2 separate regions of the Homo sapiens genome follow, and region 2 is linked to region 1. A link is a loop called in an ENCODE intact Hi-C map of the cell type or tissue named here. Cell type or tissue: mammary epithelial cell. All regions are shown on one strand. Links, peaks and the distances in the headings refer to the core of each region. The heading gives the core; the rest is flanking DNA. Region 1 has its middle 59 kb from the start of CRAT37. Region 2 has its middle 76 kb from the start of CRAT37.

Evidence for each region. Hi-C counts contacts between places; a loop is a spot of excess contacts. Peaks named below come from ENCODE experiments on the same cell type or tissue, not always from the same donor. Only the 100,000 strongest peaks of a DNase experiment are listed, where the experiment ranks them.
Region 2: it touches region 1 in a loop (4-fold over the local background); 2 of 110 quality-filtered maps call a loop at or near these places.

The regions. Positions count from the first base shown.
Region 1 is chr15:91,514,207-91,530,283 of GRCh38, forward strand. No RefSeq gene overlaps it. Among named protein-coding and RNA genes, the nearest start is that of CRAT37, 59 kb to the left of the region's middle. RefSeq lists a silencer at 2,713-3,007. In mammary epithelial cell, for the core only: a CTCF peak has its summit at 8,578 (motif pointing left); DNase peaks (open chromatin) are centred at 7,985 and 8,565.
Region 2 is chr15:91,379,073-91,395,149 of GRCh38, forward strand. No RefSeq gene overlaps it. Among named protein-coding and RNA genes, the nearest start is that of CRAT37, 76 kb to the right of the region's middle. In mammary epithelial cell, for the core only: no CTCF peak of the experiment used is centred there; a DNase peak (open chromatin) is centred at 6,479; H3K27ac peaks cover 267 bases.

The DNA of each region.
Region 1 (16,077 bases), core at 3,648-11,647:
AGCCAAGAAAGGGGTTGCTGCTGAGATGGAGGGAGAGATTAGATGGGGAATAATAAACACATAGCTCTGGCTGCTGTACCTCTGGTCACCTCCCAGGATAGGCATCCCTAATTGATTACAGTACTCTTTCCTGCTGAGCTGGGATGAGGCCTCAGAATTGTTCCCAATACCATGTATCAGGAGCCAATCAATTAGGGCTGACATAGCAATGAAATGCATCTGCCCTCCTTTGATTCGGTTTTTACTGCCAAATGGGCTGTGGATGAGGCCGCTGAGTGGGGGCAGAACATTCATGTCCAGGTTGGAAGCAGGCAGATTGTCAGCCAGGGAAGCTTATAACAGGATATATTTTTAAGGTATTTATTTGTATTGATTCTTCCTTCCCTCCCCACTTCGTCTAAGTAGAGAGCAAGGCCCTTATAATTCCCTGCCTGTAGGATTTTGTTGGGCAAAAAGCATAAGATAGAGTAGTACCTCCTTTCTCTTACAAGAAATTAAACTGAATAAAAAGATTCCTTGCTATGTGCTCCAAAAGAAAGAAGGGAGAAGGGAATCATTTAGGATCATTGGAGTCATTGTTTTGCAGGCATGTGGGTGGAAGGAGAAAGGAGAATATAGATAAACGACCTCTAGCAGTCAGGGTCCCAGCAGGAAGACGATGCCCTCAAATTAGAATAGGAGAGGCTACAAGGAAGACGGAAGTACACTGTGTCTAGTAACAGCGGAGCTGTTATCACCAATTGGCCCAAAGGGATGAGGGGAGGGTTTGGTCCATGGAGTATAAAGGAGAGGGTGGTGTAGAGAGGCGGATCTAGAAAGAAGCAGCTATGCAGGGAGGGAGTCTACCTCGTTCTCTTCTATCCTTCTCTCTCCTGCTGGGGCTCCCTGTGGCCAAAACAAATCAGGAACCAAAGGCCAATGAAGTTTCTGTAAGATGGAAGTAGTAGCTCATCCAGGTCAGCAGGGAGCAGAGTGGCAAGGCGTGGGGGCATGGATGGAAGGCAAATGGAATATGTCTGTCACTACTCACACCATTTCCTTCAACATCTACTCTTGCCTTAACCTGGCTGAAAAGATTTTGTATTCATCACAGGGGACAAGTGAAGTCCTGCCAGCTACGATAGCATCAAGGGATGCTATAAACTCAGTTTTACTTTCACCTGAAACTTTAAACATTAGCCACTATCAGGTTCTACTACAGGATAGTGAAGGAAAATGGGGAAATGAAATAAGTAATAAACATAGCTGCCATAGTCCCCAGTTTGGTTGTTGATTTTATGGTCTAACTTGAGGATCATGTATTTGTCATCTTCTACTGTCTGCTCCATTTCCCCTTTCTCTTGCCAGCGCCTCAGCTGGATGGGCCCCAGTGAATACTCTGAGTCATAGATACAGATTTCCTGACCTCCGATGAGTAGCAGCAGCTCAAGTTTTCCCCGTTAATAAGTCCACTGTGTACACTGTGCTCTTCCCTGATGGTTCAGTACCATGAAATCTCCAATTTGGCATTTTTTTTTTTTAGTGAATTACAACTATCACCATGTTGCCTGGTGGAAGCATTCCCTTCTTTGGTACTAGGATTTCCAAACCCACTGAGCTCAAGCTTGCAGGAACAGGAAGCAAAAATTCTTCAAGTTAGTTATGAGATCTCACTCCTACCTCTGTCCTTTGATTCGCAAACATGTGCATTTTTGCTGTAGGGGGAGACAGTGCCATATATTGGCCATTGGTTTAAGGCATATACCATATTCTGCAGGACAGCGTTCCAACCTTGAAAGCTGGTGTCTCCAGGCTAGCACTATAACAGAACCTTCAGCAGGGCATTCCACTATTCTGTTGAGCAAGCTGCTTCTGCGTGTGAGTGCACATAAGACAGAGCATCCTGTAGGCATGAGCCTATGCCTGCATTTATTTTGTTATAAAATATGTTTTCTGGGCCAAGGTGCGGTGGCTCACGCCTGTAATCCCAGCGCTTTGGGAGGCCAAGGCAAGTGGATCACCTGAGGCCAGGAGTTTGAGATCAGCCTGGCCAACCTGGTGAAACCCCATCTCTACTAAAAATACAAAAATTACCTGGGCATGGTGGTGGGCGCCTATAATCCCAGCTACTCGGGAGGTTGAGGCAGGAGAATCACTTGAACCTGGGAGGCAGACGTTGCAGTGAGCCAAGATCACGCCACTGCACTCCAGCCTGGGCGACAGAGCGAGACTCGTCTCAAAAAAAAAAAAAAAAAAAAGAAAAACATGTTTTCTGGATGGAAATGATGTGGAGTGGCAATCCATGGCAATGGGTAAGGCATTATATTAACCCACAAATGGTGGTATTGATACAAGGATTTTATGGAGTATCTAGTGAAACATAACAAAAGATAGCATATGTGACCTCCAAAAGCCAACACATTGGTTCTTTTTTGTAATCATGGGTGGAGCAAGTTTCAGCACCTTTTCTCACTTTAAGAGGAAAATGTCAACTTTCTATAGATCAATAGACTGTTGTCTATAGAGTCAATATAGAAATAGACTTTTATCATTATGGCAGGCCCCTAAACTTTCTAAAAGTCTGTTTCCTATCTTCTGGCTTCACATGTTTTGCTGAGGCATCTAGAGTGCTTTATACTTTTTGGTCACCAGATCCAATTAGCATCATTTGATCTATATAACAATCATCATATTCTGTGAGCTATTGGGGTGAAAAAGCTTCCTCTGGATCCTCTTGGGAGAGAGAATGAGAGAACTTACCCAGCCATGAGACAATATAGTAAAGTTTTACACAGCCATGAATACCGTAAAGGTAAATTGTCCCTGCCATATAAATACAAACTCCTTTTGTTTGGAGTGGAGAATAAAGCACTTGTCAAGTCATTAACTGCACACCAGGTAGCAGGAGAAGTGTGGATTTCCTTCAGTAAAGACACCGCATCTGAAACTGTTGCTATGATCAGCCTTAGCACCTGAATTAGCTTGTAATAATCTGCTGTCATTTGCTAAAGCCCATCTGGCTTTTATACCAGTAATGTAGACAAATCAAAACATTCATGGTAAGAATCCTAACCCTGTGCATCCCTCAAGTCTTTGATAGCTGTGCTAATCTAGTCTCTGCCTCTCCCCAGGGATGAATTTCTGCTTTTGGTTTCCTATTTTAGCAAGAGGGGTAGACCTAGTTTCGTCCTTCCTACCAGAACGGCCCCCACTCCTCATGTCAGAAAACCAATGTGGATGTTGCATCCATTGCTAAGTACATCTATTTTCATTATTTGTTCTGGGTCTTCAGTCCCATTAGGATTGTGCTAAAACCCCGTCTATCACCTGATGTCTATCAACCCCTATCTGACTGGTGGACACCATATCATTGATGTCTCTGAACATGAGCAGCAGTTCAGAATCCATTTCTAACAGCCCCTAGAAGGTCTTTGTAGTTCCTTTTCTTGGTGCATAGCAACTGTGTAAAAGGCCCTTGGTTTCCTCTGGGAAGGAACTGTTAACAGGCTGTGAATATCTACCAAAGTGACTCATGTTAGGTTTCTTCCTACCAGACCTCAAAATTTCTCTCTCTGTCTCTGTCAATCTCTCTGTCTCTCTCTCTCTCTCTCTCTCACACACACACATACACACACACACTCTCTCTCTGTCTATATATATATATAATGTAATGTGTGTATATATATGTGTGTATATATATGTATATATATATATGTATATGTGTATGTATATATGCATCTCTTTTATTTCTTGTGATTTCACAATCAATACACTCTTACTGCCTATCCATGAGAATCCAAACACTCGATTTCCAGACAGTGTCACTGGTGAGTCTGATGAAATAATTATGAAATACATAGTGCCAATCATACGTAAGTCCTTCGAGAGGATTGAGAAAGAGTATAGACTCTCCTCCAATTCATTTTATGAAGCTAGAATAACCTTGATACTAAACCAAAAAGATCAATATGAGAAAGAAGCATTACAGGCTATTATTATAGGGATATTTGCAAAATTCCTAAGCAAAATATTAGCAAACCAAATCCAGCAGTGTATAAATGGGTTAATGTTCTATGACTAAACTTAGTTTATCCTAAGAATTTAAGTGTAACATAATTAAAAATATAGTTACAGATATAGACAGAGAGATAGATAGTCTCTGCCCTCTGTTCTTGGCACAGAACTCCTAAAACCCTTGTAATTTCCTGATCAATAGGGGTGCTAGGTTCATCTTTTGTTCTAATATTTGGTCTTTGACCCTGGTTCCTGACATGGAGCTCTTAATTCCTTGGAATTTCCTGCATAATAGGAGAACTTTTGTTCTAATGAGGGGACCCTTCGTGGGATCCTGGCTGGGGCTACTCATAATTAGAAACTTGGAATGTTCATCCCCACTCCTCAACCTCTGGGAAGGGGAGAAGGGCTGGAGATTGAGTTAATTGTGCATGCCTACATAATGAAGCCTCTGTAAAAATCCCTAAACTATAACTTTCAATGAGCTTCTGGGTTGGTGAGGTCATCCATGCACCCAGAGGAAGGTGCACCCCAGCTCCACAGGACGGAAGCTCCTGCGCTCAGGAGTTATCCAGACCTTCCCCCGCGTATCACTTCATCTGGCCGTTCATTGCTATCCTTTGAAATATCATTTGTAATATACTGGCAATAGTAAGTAAATGGTTTTCCTGGGTTCTGTGGACTGCTCTGGCAAATTAGTAAAGCAGAGAAAGGGGTTATGGGAACCTCTGATTTGTAGCGAATTAGACAGAAATTGTGAGTAAGCTGATGATGAAAGAAAAACTTCAGCTGAATTAAAATTAAAAGCGATTAATTGAGCAATGCATGATTTGCGAATTGGATAGCCTCCCAAGCCAGAGTAGGCCCAGGGACTCCAGCTCAGCCACATGGTGGAAGAAGATTTATGGACAGAAAAGGGAAAGTGATGGACAGAAAACAGAAGAGAGGTACAGAAACGGGATTGGGTATAGCTCTGTGTTTGCCTTATTTAAACATGGTTCAAACAGTTGGGCACATTTGATTGGCCAAAACGTGGTGATTAGCACAAGAGTAGGCTACAATCTGTTTACACCTCCACTTGTTATAGGTCACAATGTACAGAGAAACCTTTAGGCCAAACTTAGAATATGTAAGGAGGCAGCTTTGGGCTAAACTTGATTTAACACTGGGAACCTACTACTGGCAATTGATACCCAAAGCTGGTGACAGTCTTGCGGGACTGAGCCCCAAACCTCTAGGTTGTCTACTAACTTTGGTTAGTGTTATAATTGAACTGAGTTGCAGGGCACCCCGCTGGCATTGGAAAATTGGTCAGTGTGGGAGAAAACCCACACACCTGGTCACAGAAGTATTGAATGTTGGTATAGAGAAAAAGAGTATTGGTATAGATTTTTCCTGTATCACAGTAAGCTTGCTTTAGTATTTGAAAATCAAAAAATATAATTTATTATAACTTAATAAAAATTAAAACCACATGACTATGTAAATAGATATAGAAAAAGTATAAAATTCAAAATGAATTCATGATTAAAAAGAGTAGAAGCTTTAAAATAAAACTAAAAATATATTTTGGACTAAATGGCTCACCATACTAGGCTTAGTGAGGAACACAGAATCTTCTCAATGGTTTATGCTAAGTTGATGTTGATTTGATACCTGTATTTAAAAAGTGAACTTTGATTCTTACATTTACCACAGAGAAAAATATTTTAAGGTGGAGTATAGATTGTGACCTAAAGCAATTACGCTTTAGAAGCAAACAAGGGAAAATAGTTTCATGATACTGGAATAAGCAAAAAAGTTTTAAACAGGGCATGAGATGCGCTAACCATAAAAGAAAATATTGATAGAGATTTCTTTAAAATTTATTAAAAGGCACTATTACTGGAGTGAATTGGCAATTCCCAGAGAAGATGCTTGTGATAAATACATCCAAAACAGGACCCATATCCAGAATATATTTTTTAAAACTCCTACAAATCAATTATAAAAAGATAGCCCCTAAAATGGGTAAAAGGCTTGAATAGACTTCTCAAGGTAACATATCTGAATCCCACCCCCTCAATACATAGAGAGATGTTCAACATTGTTAGTGATTAGTAAAAACAGATACTAAAACCACAGTGTGATAACATCACATTATCAGAAATGTTAGTCTTTCTACTAGAAAGGCTAACATCAAAAAGCTGTTGATACCTGGTGTTGGTGAGACTCTAAACAACTGGAACTCACTCATACTATCAGAGGGAGTATTTAATTGCTACAACCACTTTACAAAACTGTTTTTCAGCACCTATCAAAGCTGAATACATTTCTACGCTATGACCCAACAGTCCTACTCAGCAGAAACGAATACTTAACGTTCACTAAAAGACATGTTCAAGGATGATGAGAGAAGCTTTATTCGTAACTGTCTAAAAACATTTTGAGACAGGGTCTCACTGTGTCTCTGAGGCTGGAGTGCAGTGGTACGATCATGGCTCACTGCGGCCTTGACCTCCTGGGTTTAAGTGACCCTCCCACCTCAGCCTCCCAATCATGCCCAGCTAATTTTTATATTTTTTGTAGGGACAGGGTTTCACGATATCGCCCAGGCTGGTCTCAAACTCCTGGGCTCTAGTGATCTGCCTGCATTGGCTTCCTAAAACATTGGGATCACAGACATGAGCCACTGCCCCCAGGCCATAATTGTCTACATATGGAAGTAACCCAACTTTCCATCAAAACTGTAATAGAGAAATAAGTTGTGTTGTATTTATACAGTACAACTACACACAGCAATGTAAAAAACCTACTGATAAACATAATAACATGGATGAATCTCACAACTATGTGGAGTGAAATGAGTCAGAGATAAAACATCACATAGCGTATGATTCCGTGTATGATTCTCAAATACAGTCAAAACTATGGTGATGGAAGTCAGAATGGTCGTTAACTTCAGGGGCAGGATGCTGACTAGGTGTGGAGTGTAGGGAGCCTGTGTCTGTAAAGATATAGAAGAGAACTATTCTAGTCTTTATCTGTCTGGTGGTCACACGACTGGACATTTTACTTAAAAACTCATCAGGCTTCTAAGATTTGGTAATTTTATGATACATTTTATTTATTAACTTTCCTAAAATTATAACTCAATTTTGAAAGTTACTTTCAAACATAGAGGGAGAAGATGGTTGGGAGACCTGAGTAGCTGTGAAGCGGCTACATTGTCTGGGGTATATGCCCTGGGGTTCATTGTCAGGTGACAGGAAAATTTAGAGCACAGACACACATGAGTTTAGGAGTGGAGGTTTAATAGGCAGAAGATAAGAGAAGGAGAAATAGCTTTCTCTATAGACAATGGGTTCTCCGAGCAGAAAGGACCAGTGGGTGGTGGATATGCTGAATTTTATAGTCAGGTTTGAGGAGGCGGTGTCTGATTTACGTAGGGCTCACAGATTGGTCCAATGACGTTTACATAGTGCACGGGGAAGCCTGTTCACCCCACCCTAATCTTATTACACAAATGGGCTTTCCAGTTGATTGGGGACATCTTGTCTGCCTCTTACTGTACACGTGGTTGACAAAGGGAAGATGGAGCCACCATCTTGAACATGTCTAGTTCTTAGTTCCTGCTGGCATTCACCCATGCAAGCTCCCAGCTTGCTTGTCTATGTCTGCAGCTCGACTTTACGGGCTGCTCTTTGTTAGAAAATGATTTGGGGCTGCTTTTCATTAAAAAGAATAGCGTTACTGAGGATTCCCATACCCTTACTGTCTGCCTAAGTGATTTCTTCTTCACTCCTAAATCAGCTGGAGCCTCGATTAGATCTGTAGATATTAACACAGGGGCAGCTTACCTTAATACTGCAAATTCACTGCCTGTTACTTCTGCTCCTATCCTATGTGGGAAACAGAAAAATGTTACAGCTCAATTCCTCCTCACCTCCTTTTGTTAGTTATTTAGCAACTAAGTGATGATGAATCATTGAACTAAGATTGTTTTCCAGACCACTGCATACTGAGGTTATATTAGTGTATTGCAATTTTCTGAATATATGATCTGTTACTGTACTTCTGTCAACTCCTTCTAAATGTAGTTACATAGTATGAGTCAACTCTTTGAGTTTTCTATTTAAAACTGTATGTTAATGGAGTCACTTTAGGTATTAGTAAAAAAGGTCACTTGAATTTTGACGCTTGGTCCAGTGTTTCCAATTTTATGGTCCAGATTTGGCAGACCAAATCGGCCACCATTTCTCTTTTTGGAAAAGCAGGTAGTCTTTTGCCAGGAGGTAAAATGCCAGCCACTCTTCGTGCAGATAAAGTTCTCTGGGCTACAAACTATTCAGTTACACTGCTTCAGAAATATTTGTTTTTCCTGGAGAGGTGTGGTCTTTCTCTCTGTCTCAAGCACCACTGCAATATTCCCAAGAGTCTTTCCCCAAGTTGAAAAAAGAAATAACAAAAAATGCAACTTACAGATAGCCTATTCATGTAAATTTCCAGATACCAAAATACATTCCCACTCTGATTCACTCAGGGCAACTCTTTCTCCCTTCTTACCAGATTCTAAGTTTGGATGCTCTGGGTCAATGGTACCATCTGGTGCTTGAAGTGGGGAATTGTTCTCATCACTGTATTTTCTCTACAACTTTTTTCTTTTTTTACCCTCCAACAAGATGATGCCCAGATGAGGGTGCTCTCATTTCGTTGGTCTTTCACCATTTTCAACTGTGCCAATTCAGTGACTCTTTCCCTCAGACTTGCCCCTTGGCTGCTGGGTCTCAGGAATATGTTAGGCAGTGGCATGAATGTTGAACAACACACTTTGTTTCTGCCTTTACCTTGCTCTCTTTCTTTCAAGTTTCACAAAGTAACCCCTTAAAATGGTCGCACCTTAACCTTGAGGTCAGGAGACTGAGGGTGAGAGAAGTCAATAGGCTTTCCTTCCTGTCACACACAGGCAGAACCTGGGCTGACACAGGAGCCTGGGTTGTTCACAACTGTCTTGGTTAGACAACTTGGAGAATCTGGGGACACACAGAAACCAAGAAAAATCTATGGTATTCATTTTCAATCATCTAAACTTTCCTAGAGAATTTGGTAATACTTCTAAATGCAAGTAAGTGAAGGCACTTTTGTTTTGTTTTGTTTTGTTTTGAGATAGAGTTTCGCTCTGGTCACCCAGGCTGGAGTGCAATGGCATGATCTCAGCTCACTGCAACCTCTGCCTCCTGGGTTCAAGCGATTCTCCTGCCTCAGTCTCCCGAGTAGCTGGAATTACAGGTGCCCGCCACCACGCCTGGCTAATTTTTTTTTGTATTTTTTAGTAGAGATGGGGTTTCACCATGTTGACCAGGCTGGTCTCGAACTCCTGACCTCAGGCGATCCACCCGCCTCGGCCTCCCAAAGTTCTGGGATTACAGGCGTGAGCCACTGCACCTGGCCAGCACTTTTGTTTCATAAATTTATATTAGTTTGGGTTTCCTAATGTGTGGGCTCATTTGATGTGTCTGCCTTATCTTTCTTCCTTTTTGTGTTTCTGTATTGGACCCTCTCTGTTGGTCTGGGAAGCAGATGGTCTTTGTCAATTGACTCATACCAGACATTTGAATTTCCCCTACAAGTATATCTATGCTCAGTGACTTTTCTCTGCAGACCAGAATAATATTTCAGCATCTCTATGCTTACAAATGATGCACCAGATGGATGCTTGAGCAGAAATGATATATAGATTCTTATTACATAAATGACATGCAAGATACAGAGTCAACTGAAGTTAGGTCTACTGTGATTGTGCTTGATTTATCAAATTAAAGGGGCTCTCTGGTTGGTTTGTCTATAATTCTCTTTTTTTGCCTTCACTTGATCATAATTTGGTGAGTTTAGAGAAAATGAATTTCTGGATTGCTTGAGTTTTGGCCTGCATGCATGAACCCGTTCAGTAACCGCTTGATGACTACCTACTATTGCTAGGTATTGGGAACATAAAGTTAATGGCATGCAGTTTTTCCATGAGCTCAGTTGGTGATAGACCAGGAGCATCGTCATCTTCGACAAACACCACCACTTTTAAGTTCCAGCTCCCTTTCTAGCCTCATGCATTTCAAGGAAATCACTTCTCTTCAAGCAGCCAGAAAGAGTAGACAGGAAAACACAGATAAGACAGCTCGGGCACAGAGAGAGGTTGGGGGAAAGTCTTTTGGGTAACTGCCAAACTTCACCTTCATACAATGGGCCCCAGTAAAACAGTGGGCCTTAATAAGCACATTCCTTTCCCTTCAGGTGCACTAAGATAGGGAAGCTAAAAGCAGACTCAGGTGGGGTATGCCTGCATCTGCAGAAAGATGTATGGGAACAGACACACAACTCTCCCTCCCAGATAAGCACAACAAAGAGACACAGAAGCAGTCCAAGCTTCTGATAAACTCTCCCACCCCGAATCCCTAAAAACTCAGTCTGTAAGAGAGCATGCCTCTCACCTAAGTCGGCCAGAAGCCCCTCTCAGGTTTGTTTTTTCTAAAATAAATCTGTCCTGACTGGCAAGCCACCTTTTTGTGCTTCTTTCCTCTTTCTTTAATTCTTATAGTTTGAAAGAGAGACTTGTGAATAAATAATTAAAGAAATATGATTAGTTAAAAAATATAGGTATGAATAAATAAAGTTTTATGAGATATAGAACAAAAAGGAGTTTAATTTTACCCAGTAAGGTCAGGGAAGACTTTGTAGGACCTGATAGCCTATATATATATGTACACCTGTGTGTGTATATATATATACACACATACATATATATATGTATATAATTAGTTGAAACTATGCAGACAGAGAAGGCAACAAGCATTAAGGTGAGAAGGTGCCCCAAGTAAAGACCACTAAATCCTTGATCAACTAAGGTCCTTTCTTAGCATATCAAATGTACTACCTATTTGTATACTACAAATATATGGACTGTTATTGATGAAAATGGAAATATGGAAAGAACCATTTAAAATAAATGATGGTTTTTACTTTACTAAGATCAAGTATTTAATGATTTAGTGCTTCACTTAAGGAATCAGAATTGTGCTTTGGGGAAAGCTTAGCATTTAAAATGAAGAAGAGAAATAGGCGTGGATAGCAGGGTCAGTGAGAGATTTTTCAAGACTGAAAATCTCTGGGAGAGAAAGAACAAATCCAGAGATACACTTTAGTGTGCATTGCTCCATTCTATTTGCCTCCTTGGCAGGAATGTCACTTGTGGTTTATTTTCTAGACCCATGATATATGGTCCCTTTGCTCACAGCCAGTTAAAGGGAGGTGGGTGCTGAGCAGGTAAAATTCCATGTATGCCAAAGTCCCTCGGGGTTGGGAATTGGTTCTATCCACCCTGTGTGGGGGCACATAGATTTTAGCATACCTTGTATGTTATATTGCATCAGCAGCTGTTTCTGGATATGTTGCAGGTTTCCTCCCAGCCTCTGGACTACTAGATTTTTTGCATTTCTTCCTGACACCAAAACTGGTTTCCCATATAACATCCCCTGTAGATTGTGGGAGCTACTTCCCACTATATTCCTTTTTTCTGTTTATTCTCTATGGGTGATTTTTTTCCGTGAACCTATTTGAGGCAATCATGGAATTTGATGGGGAATACTTTGCCCCTGCTCCCTGATACTGTGCAGATGAATTAAGCCTTCCAACTTATCGCTATAACACCAAGCCTGCACTGCAGAGAAGCCACTCACACCCTACCCCTCCCAACACTCTGGCATTATTCTTAGCTCCAGTCCCAATCTGCTGGCCTCAAAGCTTTTGAAAAACACTTTCCATGTGCTCTCATTCCTCCTGGCTTCCTGCTTACGGCCCTGCTGCTCTGTCAGGCTCTGTTTCTTTGCTTCTTCCTACCACCACATGCTGCTCTTTAGCCATCCTTTTAAGCAACTCATCCAACTGAGCCATCCCTGGGACTATCTCTAGACTGGAGGCCACTGTGGGGGCACCCTCATAAGATTTTCTCTGGTCCTTGCTGCAAAGACTACTGTATATATCAAATGATGGCCATAATAACGAGGGCTGTCTGTGAGGGGCTTTACGCACATTATCACATTTAATATACACAATGTATTTTAGGTTATTCATAACCATTCTCACTTTTTACACAAAGAACTTACAGGTCAGAGAGGTAAAATGCTCTGTTCAAGGTCAAGTAATTGGAAAATGGAAGCTCAAGTTTGTCTGACTCTAAAGCCTCTGTGCTATTGTTTGAATATTTGTTCCCCAAACTTCATGTTGAAACTTGATTCCAAAGTTGGAGGTGGGCCTAATGGAAGGTGTTTGGGTCATGTGGGTGGATCCCTCATGAGTGGGTTGGTTGTATCTTCATGGCAATGAGTGAGTTCTTGCTCTGTTAGTTTCCAAGACAGCTGGTTGTTCAAAAGAGCCTGGCACTTCCCCTCAGCCCTCTGTCTCCTCTCTCACCATGTGATCTGCACACAGCAGTTCCCCTTCACCTTCCACCATGAGTGGAAGCTTCCCGAGCCCCTTACCAGAAGCAGATGTTGGTGCCTTGCCTCTTGTACAGCCTGCAGAACGGTGAGCCAAATAAATCTCTTTTCTTTATAAATTACCCAGCATCAGGTATTTCTTTCTAACAACACAAATGGACACAGACCTCCCTGCTGTTAAATACCCTGCATCCCTGCCTACATAAACAGGTGAGATTTTGAATGATTGTCCTCAATTCTAAGGACCACAGACATATCCCCCACTTTTCTAGTGTTTCTTAGTTCTCATCAACCACACTTCACGTTTCGGCAAGTCTTCAGCTCACCTCAGCACACTGCTTAGACATGTGGCTGGTGGCTTGTGTCAACCCCTCTGGGGACTAATTTTGCAAAATGGGTCTCAATGCAGCAAGTGACTGTACAGCTTAGTGGAAAGTACTCTATGTAGAGAAAGAAGCAGAAAAAAGAATAACATTCCAGGGGAAAATCCTTTTGTTCCCATTACAAAGATACTTACTTAAGTGAAAAATTCAAGGTTGGGCATGGTAGCTCCCCACACTTTGGGAGACTGAGGCTGGAGGATCACTTGAGCCCAGGAGTTTAAAACCAGCCTGGGCAACATAGCAAGAACCTGTCTCTACAAATTTATTTTTAAATTAGCCAGACATAGTGGAACACACCTGTAGTCCCAGCTATTCAGTAGGCTAAGGTGGGAGGATTGCTTGAGCCCAGGAGTTTGAGGCTGCAGTGAGCTATGATTGCACCACTGCACTGTCTCAAAAACAAACAAACACACACAAAAAGAAAAGAAAAGAAAAAAACAAACAAGGTGCAGAACAAATGTGCATTCACTTTTTGGTGTATATAAAAGTATACCTATTTGCTTGTTTTTAACAATAAGAAAAGAACAAAGAAAAGATAAATTAAAACCTAGTAAAAATACCCTTTATGGGTATAGAAAAAACAATAAAGAAGAATGTGCTTTGTTTTATAGTTTTGACTTTGAAGTCATGAAAATGCTCTAGATAAACAAAAGGAAAATATTTCATAATCCCAAAAATTAGGGAACAAAATTAAATATGACGTATGAAATTGATGGCATAACAATGCAGAGAAAAATTTGTACAAGTGACTTCTAAACACAGAATTGGAGTAACTTGACTGTACATTGCTAGTAAGATAATTCTCAGAATGAAAGGAACCACTGAGAAATCTTGAACTACTTTCAGTAACAGTGTTAGCATTTTGAATATATTAGTTATATATTTAAGAATAAAAACAAACAGTTAATGCAGTTAGGGGTAAAGGTTCTCAAGAGTAAGACAAAAGACATGTAAAATCAAAGAAGTTAAGTAAAATGCTGCAATCTTTCATTTGAATTGGAAATGTCAATATGAATTTAAGATTTTTTTCCATATAAACATGCGTTTTCTATTTCTGGCTATGAAAAAAGATGTAGAAATAATACAACTCAGTACTGTTGCAACGTTAGCATCCAGATTGTATCTCTAAATATCATTTCTTGATTTCTAGGAAATCAAGTTCCTTAGAAAAATGACTAACTTCATGTCTGGGGAAGAAATTATACAAGACCTGGGAATGCTTTGTATGTGAGATGGTGCTAGAAAGCTACAGGAGCCCATGTGAATGTAGTCTTAATGGCCAAAGATGGCACAATTTAATCATCAAAAAGAGTAATTACCTCAATGGATTAAAATGTATCAAATATGTAACAATCTAAGAATTCTTCAAGAATTTTTCTATAAAAATACTCCTTTAATTGGTCACCTCTGAAGGTTGCTAGGATACCAAGTCATTGTTCCAAAAGTCTGCAAATAGAAGAATCAAGGACTTCTTATACAAATTATATTTCAGGGTTACCAAATAGTGAGAGAATGTTCTTTAGAGGTGAATTCCAGCTACCAAATGCAGAAGCAATAGAATTGGAATTCACTATTTGGCAACATGTAACAAAACGATATTGGTGGTTAACACTCACCATTGGCTGCTAAAGCCTCCAGGTGAAAGATTGATAGTGAATTTTATAATGACTGGATTAGGCTGGCAAAACCTGAACTTGACATTATGGGCCTTCCGATGTAAGGCGAAGTACAGATTCCCAATTATGAGATATTTTTTGAGAACAAGGAAAAAAGAGCTGAATTCAATGAAACTTCTATATCTAATTACCAATGTACAAAACTGACAAGGGATAAGCGTCCCACTAAACCATAAATATGCAATTTGTCAAAGCTGTAGCATGGAGAGCTCTTACAGCCAAGACCTCTTTTGCTTGCCAAATATTTGTTGAAGAAATCAGATGGCTTGGCATATGTTACACCTCAGAGCAGCTTTGCCCTGAAACAAGGGAGCTGGGCTCTCACACTTCCACGTGCACCCGTCACTGGCTAAAAATCACCTTGGAAGGCATAAACTCTCAGGTACTTCCCAAGCAAAGCAGCTCTGGAGTCTAAGGTCAAGGCTCAGAAGAGGAGTTGCAGGTGCAGATCTTTGCAGATAGAAGCACGCCGAAGCCTGAAGAGGGGTATGCAGAAATGGTCAAAGGATCCAAGTGAATCTGGGTGGAGGACCAGCAGTGCCCATTAAGAATCCTCTAGGAGAAAGGAGAGCATGTATAGTGGAAGAAGAACAAGAGGGTCATGATGTTGAGAAATGGTACAGGTGCTCATTAAATGATTCTACTTTTCTGTATGTTTGCAGATTTCCATAAAAACTTGGGAACAGTAAACAAATCATGATGATCTTACCTGTTAGACACACTGTATAATATAAGTAGTTCTAATCAGAAGAGATTCATTTGATCAGCAAGTTTGTTTCTAATTCAGTTGGTGAAAACTTGGAAACAATTCACCTGTGGAAACAATGTCGTATCGTGGTTAAGTTCTTCAATAACGCACAAAAGACACTTGCGCCCATGACAGGAAGTAATACCATATGCTAACAATGAAACACCATAGAAAACATGGAGTCAACACAAGTAATTAGATCACACCATGCTTCTGAGAAAGCAACTGCTTTTGTTTTTTCTTTGATGCTCTAGGGAAAGCAGCTGTTCTCAGAACTCCTTTGATTTCAGTTTATTCTCTGCCAAAGGTCCCTTTACAACTTAACCATGGGTTAGAGACTTGCTGCAGGTGTGTGTAGGAGGAGGGTGTTTGCCTTTTAATGATCAAGGGGTCACTATTGCTGCTGCTGTTACAAGTGGTGTCGCATCAGCACTCAAAGCACAGGTTCCCCAGTGCAACCTTTCCCCTCTCAGTCAGGGTCAGGGTTTCAATTAGGAAGGAAAGTAGTAAGGGAGACTCCCACACAGTGAACCTGTTTTTCCCAACAATACTATAGTACCTAAGCATGAAGCTTTAGTGAAATTATTTCTCACACAATCCAGTCTCTTCACCTCATGAATTCATCTTTGATCTGCCACGCAAACTCCTTCCAGCCCTTCCCCAGGATAAGCTGGCTTTGCCATGCATTTCTCTGCCTCCAGTTCTAATCCACATCCTTGTCACATGTAGGTTTTCTCGTTATGTCTTTATCATAAGGGAAAGCTCCATTACCAAGATGCACACCCTACCAAAAGAACAAGATGCACACT
Region 2 (16,077 bases), core at 2,671-10,670, 140 kb before region 1:
ATATATCTGATGATATATATATGTATATATATACTCCATGATAGAAGTTGAAAACTACTGAAAACTTTATAGAAGTTATGAGAAACAACCTATAAACTCATTATATAGAAATAACTTTCTTCCCCATTGCTTCTCCACATTTTGGCTTAGATCAAATTTAGAAATAATTTTCTTAACATCTTTTCCTATTGTATTTTTAGAGTATCAAGATATGGCTGCACATTCTTATTTTTATGTATAGTTGTCACAGGAACACCCACCAAAATAATTGTTCTGGAATAGAATTTGGTAACAAATATTTTCTTCCAGAAAGTGGTATGTTAGCTTTTTCCAGTGAAAAAGAGATCACCACTGATGATCAATATGGGTTTTAAAAGATAAATTCCTGGACATGAAAGTAGACATTGGGTTTATATCAACAGCTAGCTCAATCTTTGTTTTCAATAGACTTTAGTTTTAGAGCAGTTTTAAGTTAATAGCAAAGTATAGTGGAAAGTACAGAGAGTTCCTACAGGCCCCACCTCCCCAAATGCACAGCCTTCCCCGCTATCAGCATTCTTCACGAGATAGGTATGTTTGTTACAATGAATAAACCAACATTGACATGTTGCTGTCACCCAAAGTCTGTAATTTACATTAGGGTCCATTCTTGCTGTTGTACATTCAATGGGTTTTGACAAGTGTGTAATGGCATAAGTCTACAATTATAGTAACACACAGAGTAGTGTCATTGCCCTAAACATCCTCTATGCTCTGCCTTTTCATGCCTCCCCACTTCCCAACCTCAGCAATCACTGAACGTTTTACTGTCTCTATTATTTTGCCTTTTCCAGAATGTCATATAGTTGGAGTCATATAGTAAGTGGTCTTTTCAAATTGGTTTCTTTCACTTAGTAATAGGTATTTCAGTTTCGTGTATGTCTTTTAATGGTTTCATAGCTCATTTTTTTTTCCTTTTTCTGCAACAAAAGCCACATTCAAAGCTCATTTGTTTTTATTACTGAATAACAGTCCATTGTGCAGATGTACCAGTTGGTTTATCCATGCACTTACTGAAGGACATCTTGGTTGCTTCCAAGTTTTGGCAATTATGAATAAAGCTGTTATAAACATGTATGTGCAGGTTTCTGTGTGTGGACACAAGTTTTCAATTCATTTGGGCAAATACTAACAAGTGTGATTGCTGCATCATATGGTAAGAGCACGTTTAGCTTTGCAGGAAACTGCCAAACTGTCTTCCAAAGTGGCTGTGTCATTTTGCATTCCTACCAGCAATGAATGAGAGTTCCTGTTGCTCCACATCCTTGCCAGCAGTTGGCGTTGTCAGTGTGATGGATTTTGGCCATTCTAATATGTATGTATTGGTATCTCATTTTAATTTGCATTTCCTTAATTATATATTAGGTGGAGCATCTTTTCATATGTTTATTTACCATCTTTGTCTCTTCTTTGGTGAAGTGTTTGTTCAGGTCTTTTGCCCATTTTTTAATCATGTTGTTCATTTTCTTATTGTTGAGTTCTTGGTATATTTTTGATAACAGTTCTTTATCAAATAGAAAGATATTGATAAAGGTTTTAATCTAATATCAAATAGAAAAATATTATCTTTTGCTATTATTTTTTTCCCAGTCTGTTGCTTGTCTTCTGATTCTCTTGGCAGTGTCTTTCATAGAGTAGAGGTTTTTAATTTTAATGAAGTCCAGCTTATCAAATCACATCTTTCATGGATTGTGCCTTTGATGTTGGATTTAAAGTCTTTGCCACACTTGTAGTCATCTAGATTTTGCTCTACTGTATCTTCCAGGAATTCTATGTATTTTCTGTTTGGATCTATGATCCAATTTGAGTTAATTTTTATAAAGGGCTTAAGTTTTGTATCTAGATTCACTTTTTTTTTTGCATGTGGATGCCCCATTGCTGCAGTATCATTTGCTGAAAAGACTATCTTTTCTTTATTGTATTTCCATTGCTCCTTTGTCAAAGTTCAGTTGAACGTATCTGTGTGGGGTATATTCCTGGGCTCTCTATTCCATTACATTGACCTATTTGTTTATTCTTTTACCAATACCATGCTATCCTGATTATTGTTACTTTATAGAAACTGTTGAAGTCAGGTAGTGTCAGTCCTCTGACTTTCTTCTTCTTTTTCACTATTGTATTGATTATTCTGGCTCTTTTCTCTCTGCACATAAACTTTAGAATCAGTTTGTCAATATCCACAAAACAACTTGCTGAAGTTGTATTCAATTTACAGATCAAGTTGGGACAAACTGACATCTTGACAATATTGACTTTTCCTATTCATGAACATGGAACATCTCTCCATTTATTTAGTTCTTGTATTTATTTCATTAGAGTTTTGTAGTTTTATTCATATAGATCTTGTGCATTTTAAAAGGATTTATACCTAAGTTTTTCATTTTTTGCAATCTACCCATCTGACAAAGGTCTAGATACTAGTATCTAGAATCTACAAGAAACTTAAACAAACTTACAAGAAAAAAACAAACAACCCCATCAAAAAGTGGGTGAAGGATATGAACAGACAGTCAAAAGAAGACATTTATGGTGAAACCCCATTTCTACTAAAAATTCAAAAGTTAGCTGTGCATGGTGGTGGGTGCCTGTAATCCCAGCTACTCAAGAGGCTGAGGCAGGAGGATAGCTTGAACCTGGGAAGCGGAGGTTGCAGTGTGCTGAGATCGCACCATCGCACTCCAGCCTGGGCAACAAGAGTGAGACCCCATCTAAAAATAAAAAAAAAAAAAAAGACATTTATGCGGCCAACAAATGTGAAACAAAGCTAATCATCACTGATCATTAGAGAAATGCACATCAAAACCACAATGAGATACTATCTCATGCCAGTCAGAATGGTGATTATTAAAAAGTCAGGAAACAATAGATGCTGGTGAGGTTGTGGAGAAATAGAAATGCTTTTTTTAAAATAAAATTATACTTTAAGTTCTGGGATACATGTGCAGAACGTGCAGGTTTGTTACATAGGTATACATGTGCCATGGTGGTTTGCTGCACCCATCAACCTATCATCTACATTAGGTATTTCTCCTAATGCTATCCCTCCTGTAGTCTGCCCAGCACTCCCAGACAGACCCCAGTGTGTGATGTTCCCCTCCCTGTGTCCATGTATTCTCATTGTTCAACTCCCACTTATGAGTGAGAACATGTGGTGTTTGGTTTTCTGTTCAAATTAGGAACACTTTTACACTGTTTGTGGGAGTGTAAATTAGTTCAACCATTGTGGAAGACAGTGTGGTGATTCCTCAAGGATCTAGAACCAGAAATACCATTTGACCCAGCAATCCCATTGCTTGGTATATACCCAAAGGATTGTAAATCATTCTGTAGAAACACATGCACATACATGTTTATTGCAGCACTATCTACAAGAGCAAAGACTTGGAACCAACCCAAATGCCTATCAATTATAGTCTGGATAAAGAAAATGTGGCACATATACACCATGGAATACTACGCAGCCATAAAAATGAATGAGATCATGTCCTTGCAGGGACATGGATGAAGCTGGAAGCCATCATTATCAGCAAACTAACACAGGAACAGAAAACCAAACACTGCATGTTCTCACTCATAAGTGGGAGTTGAACAATGAGAACACATGGACACAGGGAAAGTAACATACACACCATGGCCTGTAAGGGGTTGGGAGGGCGAGCATCAGGACAAATAGCTAATAAATGCGGGGCTTAGAACCTAGATGATGGGTTGGTAGGTAAAGCAAACCACCATGGCACATGTATACCTATGTAACAAACTTGCACGTTCTGCACATGTATCGTGGAATTCAAAGTAAAAAAAAAAAAAACAAAAATAAAAAATAAAAAGAAGCAAAGAGAGGGAGGAAAAAAAACAAAAACAAACCAAGTAGGATTTACCTGTTGCATACCTGGGGTAAATCTTGTTTGGTTGTGGTGTCATACTCTTTTTATATATTGTATTTGATTCAATAATCTTTTGTTGAAAAATTTTGCATCTATTTCATGAGAGATACTGGTCTTTAGTTTTCTTTTTGTGTAATGTCTTTGTCTGGTTTTCATATTAGGATAATGCTGGCTGATTAGAATAAGTTAGGAAATATTTCTGCTTCTAACTTCTGGGAGAGATTGTAGAGACTTGGTATAATTTCTTCCTTATATGTTTGTGGAATTCACCAAGATGTTTGGAATAGTAATGCTTTCAGCACAATTTCCCAACCTCATGAATGGTTCTTCTATTTTTACCAGACATGCTTAAAAGAAGAGAGCCATGTATTCTTTATTGTTAGTTTTTGAAAATACATTTTTGAAAGAGCAGTTTTAGGTAAAAAGTAAAATTGAGAGAAAGGTACAGAGATATCCCATATACCACCTTCAGATTTTTTTCTTTCTTCCTATTTCTAAAAAATGAAAAAATAAAAGATGGTGTAGGTGTGATTCTTTTTATACTACTTTTGTCTGAATGACAATTAGCTCTCTTCATGTACATACTTAACAAATTAGGAAATTTTTCTTCAATTCCTTCAACGGAATTCTTGTCTCTATTTCAGTTGTTCTGATTATTACTTGAGGTTGTTCCTAAAATTGTTAAGTTGCAAATTTGTTCTTTGTCCCTTTCACTGCAATTAGTTAATCATTTTCAACAACATTGATTTCCTCTACATTTTAGGAGTTTCTCAAGTTTGTCCTCTAAACACAGATTCAGTTTTGCATAACATGTAATCAGTCTCCCTCATATGGTTATTATGCCACAAACATAATACGATTGCAATGTTTTTTCTTGCAGTATTACCTATTTGCATTTTTACCAACTCCTTTGGTCTTCTTATGGCTTTCTGTTACTGTTTCATGAAGATTCTCCTCTTGCAACATATTCATTTCTAAGGTGTCTTTTCTAGTTTTTCCCCTCCTCAGCGACATACTAGAATTACTAGTATAGTGGAATTGAAAATGAAATTCAAGTACTGCTCAGCATGAAAACATGTTGCCTATTTATTTTCCACAGCAGATCTAATCTTTGTCATGGAACACCACCTCATGGGTTGAAGGGGGTGTAGCAAACATAGATCTTTCTAATAAACAGCACCTCCATTTATTCCAGTGTGGATCACTTGCTCTCTTTGGGGGCAACACTCAGTCTTTTATATTCTCCCCCTGCCCTACATGTGTATCTTTGAGACTTTGGGGGACAGAAGACTGTGCATCTATTTGTGCACTCTGGATCTGCAACGGTCTTTGCTGTAGAGAGGTGGGTGGGTCCGGTCTGGTTCAACCTGGATTGGTGTCCACTGGGGAATCACAGGCCTTGATTGACCCTTTCAGGGGTGGTGCTCTGCTGTCCACGACTGAAGTTCTGTTCACTAGTCTTTGGTTTTGATGTTGCAGTGCACAGGGCCCTCTTTGCGCTGACTGTGAAAGTTCTGCTTATTCATTAGCCTTGTTGGCACTTCCTTTTTCCTCCCTAGGTCACATGGGGGCTTCTGTTTCCCCTGCACTACTCTTGAGGAACATGACCTTGGTCTCATCCCTCTCAGTAGGTCTAATCTGTTTTTTAGTGACATGTCGCTCTGATGACTAGCTGAATGCGAGTCTTTCAAATGAAGACTTAGAATCTTCCAGTTTGTGACTGAGAAAGTGAGGAAAAAAGTCCCACAATTCTGGAGTGCCCCAATTTATTTAGTTGTCACCATTACAGCCTCCTCTGGGATTTTATCCTAGCCAGGGGATGAGATCAAAGTATCTGCTAGTGTGCTTACCCCATCTCTTCTCTCCTCAAATGCTCCATCTTTCTGTCCTAGACCTTCTTCACTTCCTCTCTAGGCAACCTGAATTTCTCTTAATTATGTGTTGAGTTCCCTAGTTTCCTCTTTCAGTAAAACTCTGAGTTTGAGCTAAAGGCTTGAACGAATGCAGATTTCATCCGTACTTTGCATTTAAATTGATTAGCAAAGAGCATTTCTGTTTTGTTTTTTAACTTTAAAATTTCAAAATTCCTTTCACTCTTGATAAAGGTTTTTCAATAAAAGTCCAGTTTGTTCTAAATAATTTCTGGCTACACTGATCCCAAGGGAATGAATGCTGTAGGTGAGAAGCAACATGGTAGCCAGATTTATGCCATTTAAAAACACACCTGAAAATATTTATAAAGCATTCTCCTTATATGGTCCATTTCCAAGTGTATTTGGTCACTGGATATTTGTTGACATCCTTGGGGATGCCAATATTCTGCTGAAAACAGTTTGGAATTGATGCCTTTTTTTTTTTTTTTTAAAGGTTGAGAGTGTTGGTTATGAAACCAGTGGATAAGGTATGATGGCTCAGAGGGGAGACTGGCAGGATCCCTGGGGTTGGTGTGACTCATACATTGTAAGTTAAAAGTCTATTCAAGATCTTTAATAAGATCACTTACAAGTTCTTTTCTTTTCCTCAATGTATTCACACAGCACTTATCACCCCAGTGACTCAAATATCTCAGGAGCGTGTAGCTAGAACACAAAAGGAGCTGGAGGATGGGGGGAACACACTCCCCTAACTTCCTGACTTCTTCAAAGACAGTTTATTAGCCAGACTTTGGCTTGATTTCTCAGGCTTAACAATCATAAAATGAGTAATTATTTTTACAGCTCAGTTATTTTATCTCAGTGGTTAGGCTGGTAATAGTAAAAGCTATTGCTCAGCTGGTTAGGACATAACATGCAATTTGTCTAAAAGAGACATGGTGTTGATTTAATTCAGGCACCACATTTATTGTACCTTCTCTAATAAGTGTTTGTTTCTTAATGGTAAGATACGTTCCTGTCTATCTCCAGCCTCTCTCCCATCTGTAGCTGCCCAGCTTCTCTTAGTGATGGTTTCATCATCTACTTGATGTGGACAATTGGGTTGATAGTATGTGAACTTACCTTAAATCCTGTTTCTGACAAGTCTTCAAAATCTATTCCCTTAGCTTGCTTCAGAGCCTCAAAGAGGGCCTCCCAATTCCAGAATGCTATTCTTGCTCCTGGAGCTCTGTGGAATGATTGATTTGGCTGAAAGTAACATACAAATATGACATGACAGTTCACTGACACTACATAAAAATGTATTTTTTTTTCAGGTATAAACTAAGTTTGGCATTAAATGGTCCACCCATATGGCAGCTTTGCCCCCAAGTCTTCAGAGATTCAGACTCTTCTAGCTCACCACTCTACCCTCCCTAGATATAACTTGCATTTTTTGGTCTTCAGCGGTTTCTTAATTTCAGGCTGCAGTAAGAAGGAAAGGAAAATAAGAAGATGGGGTCCGGTCCACATACCAGCTGTACTCTCAAGGAAGGATCCAAGATGCTGTCACATGGCTTCCCCAATATCCCATTGGCCAGAAATTAGTCACATGGTCCCTAAGCTATAAGGAAGTCATGTGCCCAGGTAAAAATTCTCTTTTTATGGAAGAGGGGAGAAATGATTTTGGGGCGAATCCAGTAGCCCCTGCTGCAGCCAAGAAATTAGCTTTCCTGTGTGACTTACAATCTACTTTAAAACTAGCTCTAAAACAGTTTATTTTTAATTTTTGTGGTACACCGTAGGTGTATGAATTTATGGGGTACATGAGATATTTTGATACAGGCATTCAGTGAGTAACAATCATATCATGACAAATAGAGTAATCATTCCCTCAAATATTTCTCCTTTGTGTTACAAACAATTCAATTATACTATTTTAGTTATTTTAAAATGTACAATTAAATTGTTATTGACTATAGTCACTCTGTTGTACTATCGAACACCAGGTCTTATTCATTCTTTCTAACTGTTTTTTTGGTGCCCATTAACAATCCCCACCTCTCCTGAACCCCTCCTACTATCTACCCTTCCCAAACTCTGGTAACCTTCCTTGTACTCTCTACCTCCATGAGTTCAGTTGTTTTGGTTTTTAGATCCTACAAATAAGTGAGAACATGCAATGTTTGTCTTTCTGTGCCTGGCTTGATTCACTTAACATAATGATCTCCAGTTTCACCCCTGCTGTTGCAAATGACAGGATCTCATTCATTTTTATGGCTGAATAATACTCCATTATGCCTAAGTATCATATTTTCTTTATTTATCTGTTGATGGACACTTAGGTTGTTTCCAAATCTTGGTCATTGTGAACAGTTCTGCAACAAACATGGGAGTGCAGATATCTCTTCAATATACTTATTTCCTTTCTTTGTGTATTTACCCAGCAGTGGGATTGCTGGATCACATGGTAGTTCTATTTTTAGTTTTTTGAGGAACTTCCAAACTGTTCTCCATAGTGATTGTACTAATTTACATTCCCACCAATAGTATATGGTCCTCGCTAGCATTTGTTACTGCCTGTCTTTTGGGTAAAAATAATTTAAACTGGGGTGAGATGATATCTCATTGTAGTTTTGATTCACATTTCTATGATAATCAGTGATGTTGAGTACCTTTTGATATCACTGCTTGCCATTTGTATGTCTTCTTTTGAGAAATGTCTATTCAGATCTTTTGCCCATTTTAAAATTGGATTATTAGATATTTTCCTATTAAGTTGTTTGAGCTCCTTATATATTCTGGTTATTAATCCTTTGTCAGATGGATAGTTTGCAAATATTTTCTCCCATTCTGTGGGCTGTCTCTTCACTTTGTTGATTGTTTCCTTTGCTGTGCAAAAGGATTTTACTTTAATGTGATCCCATTTGTCCAGTTTTGCTTTGGTTGCCTGTACTTGTGGGGTATTACTCAGGAAATCTTTGACCCATCCAATGTCCTGGAGAGTTTCCTCAATGTTTTCTTGTAGTAGTTTCATAATTTGAGGTCTTAGATTTAAGTCTTTAATCCATTTGATTTTATTTTAGTCTATGATGAGGGGTAGGGGTCTAGTTTCATTTTTTTGCTTATGGATATTCAGTTTCTCCAGCACCATTTATTGAAGAGACTGTCTTTTTTGTATGTTCTTGGCACCTTTGTTGAAAGAGTTCACTGTAGGTGTGTGGGTTTCTTTCTAGGTTCTCTATTCTGTTCCATTGGTCAATCTGTCTGTTTTTATGCCAGTACTACACTGTTTTGTTTGCTATAGCTCTGTAATATAACTTGAAGTTAAGTAATGTGATTCCTCCAGTTTTGTTCTTTTTGCTTAGGATAGCTTTGGCTATTCTGTGTCTTTTGCGGTTCCATATAAATTCTGGGGCTGTTTTTTAAAATTTCTATTAATGTCATTGGTATTTTGATAGGGATTGCAATGAATCTGTAGATTGCTTTGGGTTGTATGGACGTTTTAACAATATTGAATCTTCCAATCAATGAACATGGAATATCTTTCCATTTGCGTGTGTGTTTCTTTCATCAGTTTCTTTCATCAGTGTTTTACAGTTTTCATTGTAGAGATCTTTCACTCCTTTGATTATTTCCCAGATATTTAATTTTATTTGTGGCTACTATAAATTGGATTACTGTTTAAATTTCCTTTTCAGATTGTTTGCTGTTGGCATATAGAAATGCTACTGATTTTTGTATATTGATAGTGTATCCTGCAACTTTACTGAATTTGTTTATCAGCTCTTTTTTTTTTGAGACGGAGTCTTGCTCTGTCACTCAGGCTGGAGTGCAGTGGTGCCGTCTTGTCTCATTGCAACTTCCACCTCCCAGGCTGAAGCGATTCTCTTGCCTCAGCCTCCCATGTAGCTGGGACTACAGGTGTGGGCCACCACACCCAACTAATCTTTGTATGTTTAGTAGAGACAGGGTTTGCAGTGTTGGCCAGGCTGGTTTCAATCTCCTGGCCTCAGGTGATCTGCCCACCTTGGCCTCCTAAAGTGCTGGGATTACAGGCATGAGCCACCATGCCCAGACTGTTTATCAGTGCTAATACTTTTTTTTTTCCTGGAATTTTTAGGTTATCCCAAATATAAGATTATATCCTCTGCAAGCAAGGGTAATTTCACTTCTTGCTTTCCAATTTGAATGCCCTTTATTTCCTTCTCTTGTCTGATTGTTGAAACTAGGACTTTCAATACCATGTTGAATAACAGTGGTGAAAATGGGCTTTCCTGTCTTATTCCAGATCTTAGAAGAAAGGCATTCAGCAGTTTTTTCTTATTCAATATGATACTGACTGTGGGTCTGTCACATATGGCTTTTATTGTGTTGAGGTACGTTCCATCTATATCCAGTTTTTTGAGGGTTTTTATCATGAAGGGATGTTGAATTTTATCAAATGCTTTTTCGGCGTCAATTGAAATGATCATGTGGTTTTTAGCCTTTATTTTGCTGATGTATAATCTGTCACATGGATTGATTTGTGTATCCTGAACCACTCTTGCATCCCTGGGATAAATTCCATTTGGTCATGATGAATGATCTTTCTAATGTGTTGTTGAATTTGATTTGCTAGTATTTTGTTCAGGATTTTTGCATCAATATTTATCAGGAATATTGGCCTATAGTAAATTATTTATTTTTTTCTGATGTGTCTTTTTCTGGTTTTGGTATCAATGTAATACTGGCCTCACAGAGTGAGTTTGGAAGTATTCCTTTCTCTTCTATTTTTTGGAATAGTTTGAGTAGGATTGGTATTAGTTCTTTAAATGTTTGGTAGAATTCAACAGTGAAGCTATTAGGGCTTTTCCTTACTGGGAGAATTTTCATTATGGCTTCAATCTTCTTACATATTATTGGTTTATTTAGGTTTTGGATTTCCTCATGGTTCAATCTAGGTAGGTTGTATGTGTCTAGGAATTTGTCTATTGCCTCTAGATTTTCCAATTTATTGGTATGTAGTTGCTCATAGTAGCCACTGATGATCCTTTGAATTTCTTTCATATCAGCTGTAATGTCCCCCTTTTCACCTTTAATTTTATTTATTTGGGTCTTCTCTCCTTTTTTCTTAGACTGGCTAAAGGTTTGTCAATTTTGTTTATCTTCTCAAAAAACCGATTTTTTGTTTCTTTGATCTTTTATATTGTTTTCTTTATTTCAAATTCATTTATTTCTGCTCTGATCTTTATTTCTCTTTTTCTACTGATTTTGGGTTTGGTTTGCTCTTTCCTTTCTAGTTCTTTAAGATGTATTGTTAGGTTATTTGACTGAAAATTTTTTTCTTTTTTGATGTAGGCACATATGGCTGTAAATTTTCCTCTTAGACTGCTTTTTCTGTACCCCATGGGTTTTGCTATGTTGTGTTTTCAATATCATTCGTTTAAAAACCATTTTTGATAAACGCAGCATCCCTAGGCAGGTTTCTGGCCTGTCTGGCTTGTAAAGTAATTATTTTCTTGGGTATCAGTTTTATTTGTTTCTTTGTTCTTAAAAGCTATATTAGCATTTAGAAAGTTACATTAATTTTGTTGTGTTCTCTTCTAAGCTGCCTATTTTATCATTTGACAAATGACATTATTCTGTGTAAGAAATATTCTAACACCAATCTTGGAAGCCTTTCACAAAATAATAGTAACCACTCTCCATTGGAAAGTGAACTGAAATATTTAGGTCTGAAATAATGCTCTTGGACCATGCTAGAGGCCAGAGCAAGCTAATAGACCTGGGGGGATTCAGGACAGGTATTTAGGTTGGTGGCTCTTGCTGCTCTCCCTCCACAGCTCTGCTACAATGCTCTCTCACAAATAGGAACCCAAGTGGACAAATAGGAACCCCAGTGTCCCACTCAGTGGACAAAGATCAAAATCAAAATCATACAGTAGGATTCATCCCCAAGCTCCTTTATTGCTTCTAAGCTGCTAATAGTAGGAAAAAGTTTGCTGGAGGCAAAAACTCCACTATTTATCTGCTGCTGCCATTTGGGTCTATTGTAGAGCCAGATCAGAATAAGTGGATTTTTCCTCACTTGATAACATTTTATTGAGCGCTCATCATGTGACAGACACTGTCCTGAAATTTCAAAAACAACAGTGAAGAAATGTACCAGTCATTTGACATTTTGATACTGACCCAACCTCTGATGAGAAACTACAGTTCTCAGGCTTCCTTGCCAACTGGCTCCTGGTTATGTTCAGCCAATGGGAGGAAATCAATGGTGGATGGAGTGGAGAAGTCTGAGTATTTCTCATTCATCCCTTCCAACTCTGCCCCTGGGCCTTAGATGGTATCTCCATCAGGGACTGTGTTTCCTCAGTGGTTTCAGATCTTCCAGAAACCATCATTCCACAGTCTCAGGCAGCCTCACCATGGTTTCACTTACTTCCAGGTGACCCCAGCTTCAGGTCCCTGGTAACACCACTCTCTCTCTCTCTTTGTCTCTCCAGACCTAGGGATAGGAGTTTCAGGCTCATCATCTGTTTTTTGCTTTTCGTTGTTATCATTTAACACCTTTATATTAGTTCCCATTATTAAATGTTGCATGGACCTCTGGCAAGTTTTAATAGGAGAATCACATGCAGATTCTTAGGGTTTTATACCTCTCCTCTGTTGATAACTATTCTTATTCAGAGATACAGTCCCAGGCAGAGACAAGATGTTTGTCCCTTTAAAATGAGATGACTGAAATGACTATAAGGCTTGACCAGTCAATTGCAAACTGGATATTATCTAATTTACAAAGCTATGGGTTTGCCTATATGTTAACAATGCTGTATCATTAAGTGGAAATGGTAAATGTGAGATTAGGTTCTAAAAGTTTCAAAAGACACAAGTGAGGTGTATGAGTGACTCAGATCTCCACGGCTTCTACTTTTGTAGCTTTGCCATCTGTCCTTCAAGCCAATCCTATGCCTAATGGAGAGTTTACTGTGGCTAGCTGATGGAGGAAGAATGGACTTGGATCCGAGGAATCGACTGGTGTGTGTGATAGGCTGGCAACAGTAGGAAGTGGATTGCTTCTGTCTTACAGCTCCATTCAGGGGTGATAAGGGGACTTCTGCAAGTGGGTAGAACTTCTGGCAATATATCCGGTTACCTCCTTCATAAGAAAGGAGATATGGCCATAAGTATGTATGTACACTGATACATGGTAGTGGCTGGTCAGTCAGGGTCTGTGAATGAATCATACTGAAATATTGGTGACAAGAAAGCCTGGAGAAGACAAATATGGATGGACTTCATGGAGAGGGCACAGAGTGTGAATATCATTTCTTCATGAATATGGGCACCATAGGGCACCCACTAAAGTGGAGACCCTCAATAATCAGGAGAACAATATAGCCTATTCTGTGGACAGCAGCCAGCCTCTTCCCAAACGAACTCAAAGCCTGCATAATGGTCTCATGTACAAAGGGACCATACCAGTAGTGATAAAGGCCATTTATAACATCAACTAAGTGGACTTCCCCTCAATAAGGCTCATCTGGCTACTGGCCCTCTTGCGTGTCTAAGCTGCCAGTCATAGGATTTGTGCTGTGCAATATAATAGCAGGTTGATTTCATTGAACTCCTTCCATATGAAGGAGCAGAGATGTATCCTTCCTGAAATAAGCTCTTATTCTGAAAATTAATTTGTCTTCCCTGCTCCCAGAGTTTATGTCAAATGCCATATTCACCATCATTGTATCCCATTTAATCTTGCTCCTGGTTGCAGAATTCATTTTATAGTGGGATCAGTTGACATGAGACTCAGCATTAATTTCAGTGTCTTGCTACATGACACTGCTGTCCTACGGGATAAAGCACATGCTTAGAACGTCAATAGAGATAAGTTGTTCTTTTTTCTTTTTAGCCAGAGATCATGGGTCTGGGAATACAGGGTGGAAATGGAAGTTATTATCACTATCAAGTTTAACAACCACTTCCAAAATTTTTTTCATCCTGCATGAGCAACTGCTATTTAGGGTTCTTCATTCTCCAAAGAGGAATGCTTCTACCAGGGGACATAATAATGGTGTTCTATCAAACTGGAAGCTGAGAATGTCACCTGGATATTTTTTAGTTCCTTGTGCTCTGCAGTAAGCAGAGAAGAGGTTCCAGAACTTACCCAGGAAATCCTGGATTACTGCTATGTGATGTTGGCAAGGAGGACTATGTTTGGGACCCAGGAAATTCATGGAGGTGTTTCTTAATACTACTATATTCAGTTGTAAAATTAATAGAAGTCTAGAGCAACCTTATAAAGGGAAGACCACTAAGAACTCAGGTCAATTAGAAATGAATCTTTGGGCTACTCCACCAGAAAAGAACTTTAACCATATTCTGCATGTGTCATATGTACACGTAAACACATACATATATGCACGAATACCAATTATTTCTTTTTCTGTGTTTCTCCTTGTACTATTTTTTTTTTTATAAGAAAAGGTGGAGTTGCTTCACTTTACGATTTATTGTCTAGGTTACAGAATGTCAGATGACCGAAGTAAAAGAGGAAGTAACATTGCCCAGAGATGGAGATTTGTGGCTTCTCTTTTTGGAAAGATGGCGATTTTGACTTTGATTTAGATTCCACATATAAATGAGACCATGCAGTATTTGTCTATGTCTGGCCGATTTCACTTAGCATAGTGTCCTCTAGCTTCATCCATCTTGTTGCAAATGACAGGATTTGCATCTTTTTTTAAGGCTGAATACTATTCTGTTGTGGATATATACCACACTTCCTTATCTATTCGTCTGTTGATGGACACTTAGATTGTTTCCATGTCTTGGCTATTGTGAATAATGCTCCAATGAACAAGAGAGTGCAGATATCTCTTGGAGATACTGATTTCATTTCTTTGTATATAATCCCAGAAGTGGATGGCTGGATCATATGTTAGTTCTATTTTTAACTTTTTAAGGAACGTCTATACTGTTTTCCATAAATTGCTGTACCAATTTACATATCACCAACAGTGTACAAGTGTTCCCTTTTGCCACATGCTTGCTAACACTTGTTATCTTTTTTCTTTTGATAATAAACATTCTAACAGGTGTGATGATACTTTTACTGTAGTTTTGGTTACATTTCCATGGTGATTCATAATGTTGAGAATTTTTTCCATATACCTGTTAGACATTTTTATATCTCCTTATGAGAAAAGGCTACTTAAGTTTTTTTTTTTTTTTGCCCAATTTTAAAATTAGGGAATTTTTTTTCTTGCTATTGAGTTGTTTGAATCCCTTATATATTTTAGATATTAACCCCTTATCAGATGTATGGCTTGCAGATGTTTTCTCCCATTCTTTAGTGAAGATTGTTGAGTATTTCCTTTGCTGTGCAGGTTTTTCATTTGCTGCAATCCCATTTATCTATTTTTGTTTTTGTTGTTTGTGCTTTGGGGTCATATAAAAAATCATCGTCAAAATTAATATCAAGAAGGTTTTCCCCTGTTTTCTTCTAGCAGTTTTACAATTTCAGGTCTTAAAGTTAAGTGTGTAATTCATTTTGAGTTGATTTGTGTATATGGACTGAGATAAGGACGCAATGTTATTCTTCTACAAGTGGATATACACATTTCTTAACACCAATTATTAATGAGACTGTCCTTTCCTCATTGTGTATTATTGGCAACTTCGTTGAAGAGGAATTGATTGTAAATTTATTTCTGGGCTCTCTATAATGTTTCATTGGTCTATGTATTTGTTTTTGTGCCAGTACCATACCATTTTGGTTACTATAGCTTGGTAGTATATTTTGAAATGAGGTAGCTTGAGGCCTCCAGCTGTGTTCTTTCTACTTAAGATTGCTTTGGCTATTTGAATCTTTTGTGGTTCCAGAAGAATTTTAGGATAGTTTTTTCTATTTCTGTGAAAAATGTTATTGGAATTTTGATAGGGATTACATTGGATTTGTAGATCAGTTTGAGTAGTATGGAGATTTTAACAATATTAATTCTTCCCATCCATATACGTAGGATATCTTCTCATTTATTTTTGTCTTTTTCAACCTCTTTTATCAATGTCAAATATTTTTCAATGCACAGATCTTTCCCTCTTCGGTTAAGTTTAATCATAAGTATTTCTTGATACTATTGTAAATGAAATTGTTTTCTTGATTTCTTTGTTGTTTAGTTGTTAGTGTTTAAAAATGCAACTGATTTTTTATGTTAATTTTGTATATTGCCAGTTTACTGAGTTTGTTTATTCTAACAGATTTTTTTGGCAGAGTCTTTAGGATTTCCTATATATAAGATTATTTTATATGCAAACAA